Linked DNA regions of Homo sapiens: region 1 is linked to region 2. Evidence: chromatin contacts called from ENCODE Hi-C or POLR2A ChIA-PET data. All regions are on one chromosome and are shown on one strand. Each heading gives the region's core, a stretch centred on a gene start or an enhancer-like site at or near the end of the contact. The rest is flanking DNA. Distances are from core to core; before and after follow the strand shown. Region 1 overlaps MYL12B (myosin light chain 12B). Region 2 has its middle 49 kb from the start of TGIF1.

Evidence for each region. A loop is a pair of places that touch in the nucleus more often than their neighbours do. ChIA-PET counts read pairs that join two places held with the same protein, here RNA polymerase II (POLR2A). Pooled maps may share reads with other maps.
Region 1: a loop to region 2 is called in a map of OCI-LY7, with 2.5 times the contacts of the local background. The contact joins two enhancer-like sites. A Hi-C loop is called at or near these places in 4 of 168 maps with a recorded cell type or tissue (OCI-LY7, PC-9 and dorsolateral prefrontal cortex), 4 of 37 single-sample maps with no recorded cell type and 14 of 50 pooled maps. POLR2A ChIA-PET finds 5 or more read pairs at or near these places in 7 of 52 experiments (A549, H1, HEK293 and 4 more).

What each region holds. Positions count from the first base shown.
Region 1 is chr18:3,276,999-3,283,404 of GRCh38, forward strand. It overlaps MYL12B (myosin light chain 12B), which reads left to right. Exons shown (of 4, transcript NM_033546.4): 3 at 255-416; 4 at 767-1,463. The coding sequence ends at 939. Among named protein-coding and RNA genes, the nearest start is that of MYL12-AS1, 18 kb to the left of the region's middle. Within about 2 kb of position 4,638, at least 4 of the 41 ENCODE cell types and tissues checked have a DNase peak (open chromatin) inside an H3K27ac peak, as active enhancers do; they include OCI-LY7, where a contact is called at or near this core.
Region 2 is chr18:3,398,592-3,404,639 of GRCh38, forward strand. No RefSeq gene overlaps it. Among named protein-coding and RNA genes, the nearest start is that of TGIF1, 49 kb to the right of the region's middle. Within about 2 kb of position 2,585, at least 3 of the 41 ENCODE cell types and tissues checked have a DNase peak (open chromatin) inside an H3K27ac peak, as active enhancers do; they include OCI-LY7, where a contact is called at or near this core.

The DNA of each region.
Region 1 (6,406 bases), core at 3,388-5,887, 120 kb before region 2:
AAATAATGAACAGAAAGTTCACATAAACGAATAAATAACCTTCAATATAAGCCTGGAATACATTTTTATAATGATGTATCCAATATTTTTTAAGTTGTCAAAAATAATCTTTTTAAAATGTTCTTAAAGTTAATTGAAAAATTAGTTTCAAATGATGTACATTTTAAAAATATGTTGGGGAGCATAATAATAGTGAAATAACTATTGAAATTAAATGTTTTTGTCTTTAAATGTTAAAATGTGTATTCTTACAGGGAAGAATCCCACTGATGCATACCTTGATGCCATGATGAATGAGGCCCCAGGGCCCATCAATTTCACCATGTTCCTGACCATGTTTGGTGAGAAGTTAAATGGCACAGATCCTGAAGATGTCATCAGAAACGCCTTTGCTTGCTTTGATGAAGAAGCAACAGGTGAGTGCTATTTGTTTATGCCCAGCCTCATTCCACACTATATAAAGTACTTCTGTGAAATAGAAGGGGTTTTCTTTTTTTACCTTTAGAAAATATTTGCTTAAGAATAATTTTGTAAGCATATGATCTGTTTCTGAGCTTTTAAATGATTTGATCTAATATTAACACAGAACTCTAAGAATAATTGGAAAACATAATGATATAGTTCATATAGCCTTAGTTCACTAACTTACTTTGTTTATAGATATGGATATTCTGAAATATTTTATACGATTGACAAGCTTTAGGAATGAACCATCAAAGTGCCAGGAAGTATTGATGACTGCTTTCTTCTTTCTATTGTCTTCCAGGCACCATTCAGGAAGATTACCTAAGAGAGCTGCTGACAACCATGGGGGATCGGTTTACAGATGAGGAAGTGGATGAGCTGTACAGAGAAGCACCTATTGACAAAAAGGGGAATTTCAATTACATCGAGTTCACACGCATCCTGAAACATGGAGCCAAAGACAAAGATGACTGAAAGAACTTTAGCTAAAATCTTCCAGTTACATTGTCTTACTCTCTTTTACTTCTCAGACACTTCCCCCACCCTCATAGAACCTGTTGCATGCAACTTAGTTTCACAGCTTTGCCTCTTCTTTTTGATGTATTTATTCCAGACCTTTCTGCCACTTAGCACTTGTATAATCAGACTGGAAATGGGGATGAGGGTGTAAATTGTATTGAAAAAGATCGCGAATAAAAATCAACAAATGTGAAAGCCCAGAAAAATATATTCGTATTTCTGGTTTTGCTGGATTTTTACATTTTTATATAATAAAAATGTTATTTTGAAATAAAGATTATGCTGACTCAAATGCAATGTAATGGCAAGTTAAACAAATGATTGATAGGTGGGGGTAGTCCTTTTTTCAGGTTTTCAACTTCATATGATTCAGGTTTTATGGTAAAATTGATTTTTCACATATATGGGACAGTGTTCTTCAGAACTTTTAAGTACCCTTTAACATTATTATGCAGTAAAAACTAGTTATGCCATTGTTTTTCACGCTTCTAGTCAGATGTTTATTAAATGATAAATATAGAATGTATCTGGGAAAACATTAAACATTGCGTTCATCTAAGATTCTGAGAAGAGGCAAAATTCCGAAGATTAGTTATTGTACATTTACTATATGTGGAGCGTTGTGCCTACACAATTTTTCTTGAATCTTCCCAACAACCTTGTGGGATTTTTATTAGCCCTGTATTTCAAGTGGGAGGACCTAGCATACTTGAGCAGTTGATTAGGGTAACTATTAGGACATGAGTTGGAATTCCAACCTAGGGCACCTAACTTCAGAGCTCACAGTGCTGGAACCACGATACTGTCTCTGAAAAGCCCCAAATGTCTAAAAGAGTCAAGACATTTCTGTTCTATTATGATACAATTCTGTGGTCATTATTGAAATTTAAAATAATCTTGGGGTAATTGATGATTGGAACAGAATTTCAGAAAATTCTATTCCAGGTTAAAATAAACAATACTATTGTGTGTTTGAAGGCACTTCATGTAATATATAGACTAGAAAAGAGCCGAAAGACAAGGTTGCTGTGAGCTCAGAATCCTCAAGGCCAAGCAATACGAGAATAAAGAGAACAATCTAAAAAAGGAAAAAATCCGTTTTAAAAAATTACCCAACGTTGTTCAATACCGATTTCCCCTCTTAAAAGTATTGTGATGGTATTTTGTCTGCTTAACACCAAAGCATTTATATGTTGTTTAATATTGGTGCTTTACAACTTGGGGCAGTAGGCTGGTCTGTATTCACTTGCTAACAATTTGCCTGGGCTTCCTTTTATCATTAGAATGAGGGAGCAGCTCATATGAACTGTCACATTTATCACCCAATCCTCTTAGTCTCTGAGGTATCAGTTCTACTTTTTATTAATAGACCTGAAGTTTAGACTGAAGCTCCTGCCCAAGATCTAACAAATATAAGAATCTACATCTGGCTCTTTTTTCCACTTAGAAGCTTAAACTCACCACAATGTGTCACAAAACCAGGTGGAGAATTGTGTGTTTCACAGGAAACAGAAAAATACGGTGGGATAATCTTGATGATTATTGAACCATTGTCAACCACCTGTTATGTACCCTACACTGTTGTAAGGGTTGGGGATAACTGGGGGGTGGGACAGACAAGGATGCTGCCCTCGTGGGACTGCATTCTCTGCTGGCAGACAATCCATGTGCAATTTCAGGTTAAGTGCTGTGCAGAGAACTGGGCATGCATGACAGGGTGGTCAGGAAAGGCCTCTGGGTGGTAAGCTGAGATCTGAATGACAGGAAGGAGGTCCGGACCCATGTGAGGATCAGGGCGAGGCTGTCGTGTGGTAGGAGCATCGGGAGAGCACATGGATGATACGGGTCCAGGGAGGGTATTTGGAGCAGAGTCCTAATGTGAAATGCAGGGAAGAAAGGTGATTTATATTTTTAAAATCAGTGTTGGTGCTGTGTCTTGAATGGAGGGGCACGAAGAGAAGCAAGAAGGCCGGTATGGAGGCTGTTGCCGTCGTCCAGGCAAGAGGGGGCAGCATGGACTCAGGTCCAGGGGAGATAGCTATAAAACGCCTCTCCGGGTCCTATCTGTTTCCTCCCCTCCAGCTCAGCCTTGTTTCCATCTCTGGCATAATCGTAACTGTGCTTATTTTATTGATCTGCTTAAAGCCAGATTTGAAAAATTGAGAGAAAAGTTTTGAAGATTAAAAACAAAAAAACTTAGTTGTTTCTCGACTGCCTTACGTTTACCTGACACACTGTTCTGTTTCATCTGTATTATTTGTGAAGAGTGTTGTGGAATCCAGTAGTGGAAGACACCTGGGCCAAGACTTTGTTTCTTTTTGGTGTCCAGTAAATATTATTAATGATGACGATGAAAACTTTGTCTACTTAATATCTCCTTTTGAGAACCACATAGTGACAATCTCCTAAGTTGATGGTTGATTCTGTGGCCACTGCAGTGAGTGTGTGTGTGTGGTCACATAGTGAAAATGCACTGAGTATTCACTATGTACGAAGCACGTTACACAACTGCCCTTTGAGGTAGGTCTTTTTGGGTTTTTTTTGTTTTTTTTTTTTGAGACAGAGTCACTCAGGCTGAAGTACAGTGGCACAGTCTTGGCTCACTGCAACCTCCACTTGCAGGTTCAATCAAGCGATTCTCGTGCCTCGGCCTCCCAAGTAGTTGGAATTACAGGTGTGCACCACCACACCTGGCTAATTTTCGTATTTTTAGTAGAGATGGGGTTTCACTATGTTGGCCAAGCTGGACTCAAACTCCTGGCCTCAAGTGATCCGCCCGCCTCAGCCTCCCAAAGTGCTGGGATTACAGGCATGAGCCACCGCGGCCGGCCTGAGGTAGGTATTGTTATCCCTGTTCTACAAATGAAATGTCAGGGGGCAAGGAAGTAACTTCCCAAAGTTACACAGGGAATAAGCAGTGGGGCAGTCACCTGAGCGCAGGCAGTTGTGCTCCTCCCAAGAAAGTGATTATGGAAACACCGTCGATAGTTTCTTATGGTCATGAGCCAGTTTTACAAGCGTTTGTGAATTGTGCTTGATCCTCAGAACGCTAGGAAGTGGATAAAGTAGGAATTGTCATCCCATTTCACAGATGAGATTACTGAAGTTACCTGACCTGCTCAACTTTGTATAACTAAAGAAGCTAGAGAAATGTCGAGCTTCTAACCTTTTTGACCGAGATGGGTGCTTCTCATTAAACCTATAATTTCCTAATTACATAATTAGTACCTGTAGCCTGATCAGAATGTCTCACAATGTATATATTTAATACTGTCTATCCTACGAGCAGCAATTATACTGATTTGCATCTCAAAATTGATATGTGTTAAAATATAAGAAACAGAAATATAAAATAAATTTATATTTCTTAAATTATAAGAAACACAGTTTTTGAAATAGAAACATAAACTACTGAAAAATCGGGTATAAAAAGATCCCTTAGAAACATCATCTGGGAAATCTGAATGAGGATGTAAAGATTTATCACATACTAAAATTTCAAGAAAAGGTTTCTTGTATAGAAAAATGATGAAGATGATGGATTGCACATATCACACAGTCTCTTAAGTGGATCTTTTTTTTTTAGAATGGTTGTCATAGGCAATTTTAGAGACAATAACTAGAAGTGTCACTAGGTGGCACTATTGTTCTTAATATAGTACTGTCTTAACCCATTCCCTAATGAATTTGAGATAAAGCAGCCAAATCATGAGTATCTAGACAGCATTATTGTCAGTAATGCTGTGACTTTCTCAAAGTTGTTTCTTAAATAATTGATGAAAAGTCTTACAATTAAATTCATACTATTTCATGAGCCCCAAATGTAGGGAATAATCTCTAGGACTCCTTTTTACAAATATCAATGGCAAATTCCCTTCCCCTTCTCCACCCCTTTTGCCTTTTCCTTCCCCTTCCCCTCCCCTCTTTTTTCCTTCCTTCCTTCCTTCCTTCCTTCCTTCCTTCCTTCCTTCCTCCTTCCTTCATTAATTTACAAGTATTTATTGAGTGCTTGGAAAGTGCCAGAATCTCAGCTTGGCTCCAGTGGCTTTTACACCGAAATAATGACCTTTGTTGAACATGAGATCATAGGCTTTGCACTGAAAAGACCAGACTTCCTCCACTTACTGACTTGAACAAGTCGTTCTTGTTACCATCACTTCAATTTTAGAGATGAGAAGGCTAAAGCACAGAGCTAGTGGTTATGTATGAAAATACTCTGTAAAATTATGCTTTATATAGGAATGCTATTATTACCACCTCAGGAATGTTGAGAACTGTATCTATTATAGTTCTAGATAATATACTCTAATAAGGCACCTAAGCTGATGAAAAACAGGTCTAGCACAAATGACTATGAGACAGCTTCTATTTTTTTTTTCTTTGAGATGGAGTCTTGCTCTGTCACCCAGGCTGGAGTGCAATGGCGTGATCTCGGCTCACTGCAACCTCCACCTCCCAGGTTCAAGAGATTCTCCCGCCTCAGCCTCCCAAGTAGCTGGGACTACAGGCGCCTGCCACCACGCCCAGCTAATTTTTGTATTTTTAGTAGAGACAGGGTTTTGCCATGTTGGCCAGGCTGGTCTCAAAAGGTACGAAAAGTATTTTGTGAGATGCGTATGAATGGGGGTGTTTAAATATAAAACACTGTTCTAACACGTCTCACAGGAGACCAGCCTAATCTTTTACCAGCCGCACTTAACTGCAGTTGATTGTATTGCCAGGACACAGGCTTCCTTTCAGACAGTCATTCTTAATGAACTTGATGATGATTCATATTTCCTCGTGGACACTGGTAACTAGCACAGCGAAAACCAATCTGAGGACCTTCGTCTACTCGCATTTTTTAATAATCCGAGTGTAAATTGAGGTTGGCTCATTTGGGAGGTTGTGCTTACTGTACTTTTTCTCAAGTAATCTTTTATTCAATCTATTTATTCAGTTCTTACTTACTGAAGTGTACATTACATCTGAGAGCCGAGGGTGATAGCGAAACTAGGACCCTACTCTCTGGGAGTGTTTTAATGCCCAGCACTTTGGAAGCACGTAACGAATGTGAGTTCTTATCTGTTACCAGGGTGCCAAACAGCTGTTCAGGAGCTGCGACGGGTGTCTAACTGCTCACTGAAGAGGTCAAAGAGAGCTTTGAGAAATGCTTGCCCTGACAGTGATGTTTGTTCTCTCAGTGCTACCGCTGATCGCCTTCATACCAGCCAATCGCATAGCTGAGAACTCAAGCAAGCACGAAATAGAAAAACCTCAATTTGAAGAGTTTTATATTGAAAATATCCAGGATTTCCTGATTATTTTACAGACAAGCTAACGAAATTCAGTAGATGACCTGCGTTTCATCGCTGCCAGATGATAAACATTTGGGAGCAGGGACCACTTGCTGAAAGGCATCTTGAGAGATATGCTCCCACTT
Region 2 (6,048 bases), core at 1,335-3,834:
GCTATTTGGCCTCCCCTTTTAGTTTATTATTGTGATAGTTAATTTCACATGTCTTAAAGTTACTTAATTGTGCCAGGGGTGCTCAGATTAAATATTGTTCTGGGGGGGCTGGGCATGGTGCCTCACACCTGTAATCCTAGCACTTTAGGAGGCCCAGTTGGGCAGGTCCCCTGAGGTCAGGAGTTCGAGACCAGCCTGGCCAACATGGTGAAACTCTGTCTCTACAAAACACAAAAATTAGCCAGGCATGGTTGTGGGTGCCTGTAATCCCAGCTACTTGGGAGGCTGAGTGAGGCAGGAGAATCGCTTGAACCCAGGAGGCGGAGGTTGTGGTGAGCTGAGATCGCACATTGCACTGCAGCATGGACAACAAGAACAAAATTCCATCTCAAAAAAAAAATAAAACATAAATAAATAAATATTGTTCTGGGTGTGCCTGTGAGGGTGTTTCTGTCTGAGATCAACATCGGGATCAGTGGACTTGGTAAAGTAGATTACTCTCTCCAATGTGGGTTGGCACCATCCAATTCATTTCCAGCCTGAAAAGAACAAAAGGTGGAGGAAGGAAGAATTTGCCCCCTTTTGCTTCCAGCCTGGCTACTTGAGTTAGGGGAGGTCTTCTCCTGCCCTTGGACTGGGATTTACAACGTGGGCTTCCCTGGATCTCAGGCCTTCAGACTAAGACTGGACTTTCCTGGGTCTCCAGCTTACAGATGGCAAGACCTTGGGACTTCTCAGCTTCCTAATCATGTGAGCCAATTTCTTATAATAAATCTCTGTATCCTATCTATATCTATAGCTGCATCTTTATCTGCATCTACCTCCTATTGGTTCTGTTTCTCTGGAGAATCCTGACTAATACAATTATAGTACCCCAATCTGCTCAGGAGTCTGACATAACTTTGGGGAACTGGGCAGAGATATTATGAGTGACTCTGCCTTCAAAAAGTCCCCCTTTCTTCTTTCCAGCTTCTAATCAGCTTCAAGAAACATCCTGGAATCCATAAAAAATACTTTTCACGATGTCTGCTCATCACAAGAACTTCTTAGAATAAACCAAGATTTAGTTCTTGTAACAGTGTATATTTGCACACAGTTGTGTAAGTCCTTACTTTTTTTTAACAATTGTTCTCACTTATTTCTTACAAAACCCCAAAAGCACTTTGAGGCTGGTATTATTCTCCTCCTTCTACAGGTGAGATAACTAAAGTTCTGAGAGCTTAGGTGACTTGTCAAAGGTCACTTAGCCAACACGTAACACAGCCAGCACTAGAATCCAAATTCAATGAGTGGTCTTATGTCATGGAACCTCTGGAGGCCAGAAAAAGTCCCTATTCTTTGGGATCTCTCATGTCACTAATATGGTAATACAGAATCCATAAGAGATCTTAAATAGATATTGTTGAAAGATTTCAGTAACAGAGACTGGGCACAGTGGCTCACGCCTGTAATCCCAGCACTTTGGGAGGCTGAGGCAGGTGTATCAACTGATGTCAGAAGTTTGAGATCAGCCTGGCCAACACGGTGAAACCCCGTCTCTACTAAAAATAGAAAAATTAGCCAGGCATGATGGTGGGTGCCTGTAATCCCCAGCTACTCGGGAGGCTGAGGCAGGAGAATCGCTTGAACCTGGGAGGCTGAGGTTGCAGTGAGTTGAGATCACACCATTGCACTGCAGTCTGGGTGACAAGAGTGAAACTCTGTCTCAAAAAAAAAAAAATTTCAGTAGCAGAAAGAATTTTAAAGTGCTAGTTTAAAACTGGAGTGGTGCCTGTATTCTGAAGTAGAAGCTTGGAAGATATTTTTATTTTGTTCTAGAAGGGAACTTTTCTGAGCCCTTTCAGTTCATCTTTCTTAAGGATAGCTAGCGGTTGAATAATCTGAATGCACATATTTCAGACTGAGATGGTAGGTGTTGTTTAATAATATAATGCTGTCATTAATATAACTTTCAATAATGTAAAGGTACAGAATGTTGTGGTTTGAATGTGCCCCTCAAACTTCACATGTTGGAAATTTAATCCCCCAATTCAAATGCTGATTGGAGATGAGTCCTTTCAGAGGCAATTAGGATTAGAGGAGGTCATCAGGGTGGGGGACCCACAACAGGACTGGTGGCTACATGAGAAGAGGAAGAGAAGCCTCAGGTGACACTCACCCTCTTGCCCTCTCACCATGTGATGCTCTCTTTCATGTTATCATGTAGCAAGAAGGCCCTTAATCAGAGGCTGGTGCAATGCTCTTGGACTTTCCAGCCTCTAGAACTATAAGAAATAAGTTTCTTTTCTTTATAAATTACCAGTCTTAGGTATTCAGTTAAAGCAACAAAAAATGGACTAAGGCAGGGAGTGTCTTTGTCTTGAGCAGAGATTTTCTTTATAATTTCTACAAGATTTTTGCTTCTTATACCTGAAAGTAGTAGAAGTGAGGGAGATGAAAAGGAGGAACTGAGCCTGAACAACAAAGTGGTAGGCTGAGGATGGAAAACAGATGGCCCAAGGGGATTTCAACTGAAGGAGTGTGGCCAACGGGTGGCACTAGCAGTGATAATAGATATCCAGATTTAAGGTTCCCTTTTCTGCAGAACAGTTCCTTTGTGTCCATCTCTACCCATGTAAAGTCTTAAACATGGCAGCCTTGCCTTCCATCCTTTGAAAAATAAGGCCCAGGGCTCTGCACCTAGTGTAGGAGGGGAAGAGGTGACGGAGAAGGGTAGCAGGCTGAAAAATAGTTATGAAACAGCCAGAGGTGAATGGCAGAGAAGCCTTGAGGTGTGGGGAGTATAAGATCTGAGACAAGATAACCAGAATGAAAGTGTGAAGAGGATGGCCAGGCATGGTGACTCACGCCTGTAATCCCAGCATCTTGGGAGGCCAAGGCAGGTGGATCACCTGAGATCAGGAGTTCAAGACCAGCCTGGCCAACATGGCAAAACCCCATCTCTACTAAAAAGACAAAAATTTGCCAGGCGTGTTGGTGGGTGCCTGTAATCCCAGCTACTCTGGAGGCTGAGGCAGGAGAATCACTTGAACCTGGAAGGTGGAGGTTGCACTGAGCTGAGATCATGCTACTGCACTCCAGCCTGGGCAACAGAATGAGACTCTGTCTCAAAAAGAAAAAAAAAAAAAGAAAATGTCAAAAAGAGAAGCAACCCTCACCTACCTTGAAGGAGACTCAGAAACGGCTGTGGAGGAAATTGGACTTGCTGCAGACAAGTAGGGTGGGAGTTTCAGCTGCTTTGTATAGGCTTTAAATAGACGTGTTCCCTTGGCCACATACACACACCCAAGTTCATACATATGCCCACAAGCATGTTGAAAGCTGGAGGACCCGGGGAACATTCAGGTTACTTTTGTTAAATACATGAACTACCATATATCCTGAATCTTAGAAGAGAAATGTATATAACCAGAAAATGATATTACCTTATACTCAGACTGTCTTTGTGGGTGATGGGGGACAGTGATTGATAGTAAGTGAAGGGAAATGAAACCATACAAGTAACAGAACTGCAACTAGAGGGAAAATTATTTATTCAAGCCATATGTAAATATGTGCCTTTTTGAAAGTACAGCTTTGTCACTCCTAATGGTTTTAGACATCTGAGAGGGGCCCTGTGCTATAGCCCAGAGAGATCACTGTTTCGACCCGGGGAATTCAGGTTCTATTGACATTCATTTTTATAAGGAATACAGTAGATATCTGAGTAACAAAAAACAGTCTGTAATTATTTACATACATGAAATAATCCTGTTTGTATATTTGAAATAACTGCTATCTATTAACAGAAAGAAAATATTAGTATACAGTAGGTACATCCAGTCATAATGGGCAGTTTGACATTTCTGGAAGAGCCATCTGCAATAAAACAATAGTATTGTAAATATTTGCAAGACAATAATTAAACTCAGCACTGAGGTGAACTCCACACTGATTTTAGTTATTGTTTTTCTTCAGATTCTACAAAGAGTGAAGTACTCCAAAGAAATCTTTACATTCTAAAAAGATCTAGTTTTTATCATGATGCATTGTTTTAATACTCTAAAACTACTTGTCTGTGAGACTATGCTTTTTAGGAATGAATGTGATTCTGTTACTTCTAATGTGATGACAGTAACTCCTGGGTACATTTTAATCTTTGCAATATTTTAACTCAAAATAAAAACCATCCACTAGTGTGAAATATTTCAATGACATGATTCCAATACAGATTCAAGATGAAAACATCAGGTTTCCTTCAAAAGGAATTTTACTCTCCTTTTAGGAAATTGTGTAGGTATTTATATGAGTTAATTTTGAGAATTTTTAGCTAATCATACATTTATTCATCAGTAAGTGATTGAAATCGAGTCCTTTTAGACAAGGAAACCCAATTAAGATGGTGTGGTGGTTGAACTGGGTCCCCTCAAAAAACATATGTTGAAATCCTAATCTCCAGAACCTCAGAATGTGACCTTATTTGGAAATAGGATCATTGAAGATCTAATTAGTTAACATGAGATCATACTGGAATGGGGAGGCCTCCTAATCCACTATGATTGGTACAGGATGATAACCATGTGAAGACAGACACACACAGGAAGAATGTCATGTGACCATGTGACCACAGAGGTAGTGATTAGAGTTATGCAGCTACAAGCCAAGCACTGCTTGTGACACCAGAAACTAAGAGAAAGGCATGCACAGATTCTCCCTAGAGCTTTTGAGAGAGCATGGCCCTACCAACGCATTAATTTCAGACTTCCAGCCTCCAGAAGTATGAGATGATAAATTCCTGTGTTCTGAAGCCACCCAGCTGTGATATTTTGCTATCACAACCCTGGGGAATAAAAACAGATGGGAACAGATGTACCCACCTGTCTTTGTGTCTATGACATAGTACAAAGGGCATAGGCTTTGGGGTCCAGCAGAAATGGAAATTAACCCCAACCCAGTCAATTCTTTCCTATGTGACTTTACACAGGGTAATTAGGGTAGCCGATTTCCTCAGCAACATGATAGAAATAAGATCTTCATAAGATACAGGCATGGTGGTGCATGCCTGTAATCCCAGCTATTCAGGAGGCTGAGGCAGGAGGATAATTTGAGCCCATGAGTTAGAGACCAACCTGAGCAACATAGCAAGACTCCATCTCAAAAAAAAAAAAAAAAAAAAAAAAGATTGTTGAAGGCATCAATTGGTGATTGGTGAATATATGAAAGTTATGGGACACATAGTTTCTCAAAAAATACTAATTTACAACCTGTATATATGAGCTCATTTAAGTAGTCCGTTAATATTATTTTATGTGGTCAAGGAAATTAAAAGCTTTTTTTTCTTTTCAATAATTAAAAAAAAAATAGTATCTATAAATCTGAACTTCTAGTGACCTGGATGTTCAGTAACATTTTTGTCAGTAATGATAAAAAAATGAATTATTCATAGTTAATGGGAAATAGACAACCATTTTATTTATGTGCTCTACAGTTCTGTTCAGTCAAAGAAACTCTAGTCCCCTGGTTTAAAGAACACTCTGGAAAGGAAGTGTCCCACACAAGAGATGTGGTGGATGAAAACTCCCTATAAAAAGTTTATCCCTTTAATTATATGCTAAAAATATATATTTTTAGAAATAGTAAAATGATAGTCTTTCCAAGAGTACTGTAATGTGAATTATCCAACCTAATGACTCAGTTTAAAAGTCTGAATTATGTATTAGTCTCACTAGAAAGGGATAAAATTTGTCATTCAGTATGGGGGAATGACATATTATTTATGTGATCATCCTTCTGAGATCCCATTAAAATAATAGTAAAGAAATTAGGCTGGGCATGGTGGCTCATGCCTGTAATCCCAGCACTTTGGGAGGCCTAGGCGGGTGGATCACGAGGTCAGGAGATCGAGACCATCCTGGCTAACACGGTGAAACCCTGTCTCTACTAAAAATACAAAATAAAATTAGCTGGGCGTGGTGGTGGGTGCCTGTAGTCCCAGCTACTCGGGAGGCTGAGGCAGGAGAATGGCATGAACCCAGGAGGCGGAGCTTGCAATGAGCCAAGATCGCACCA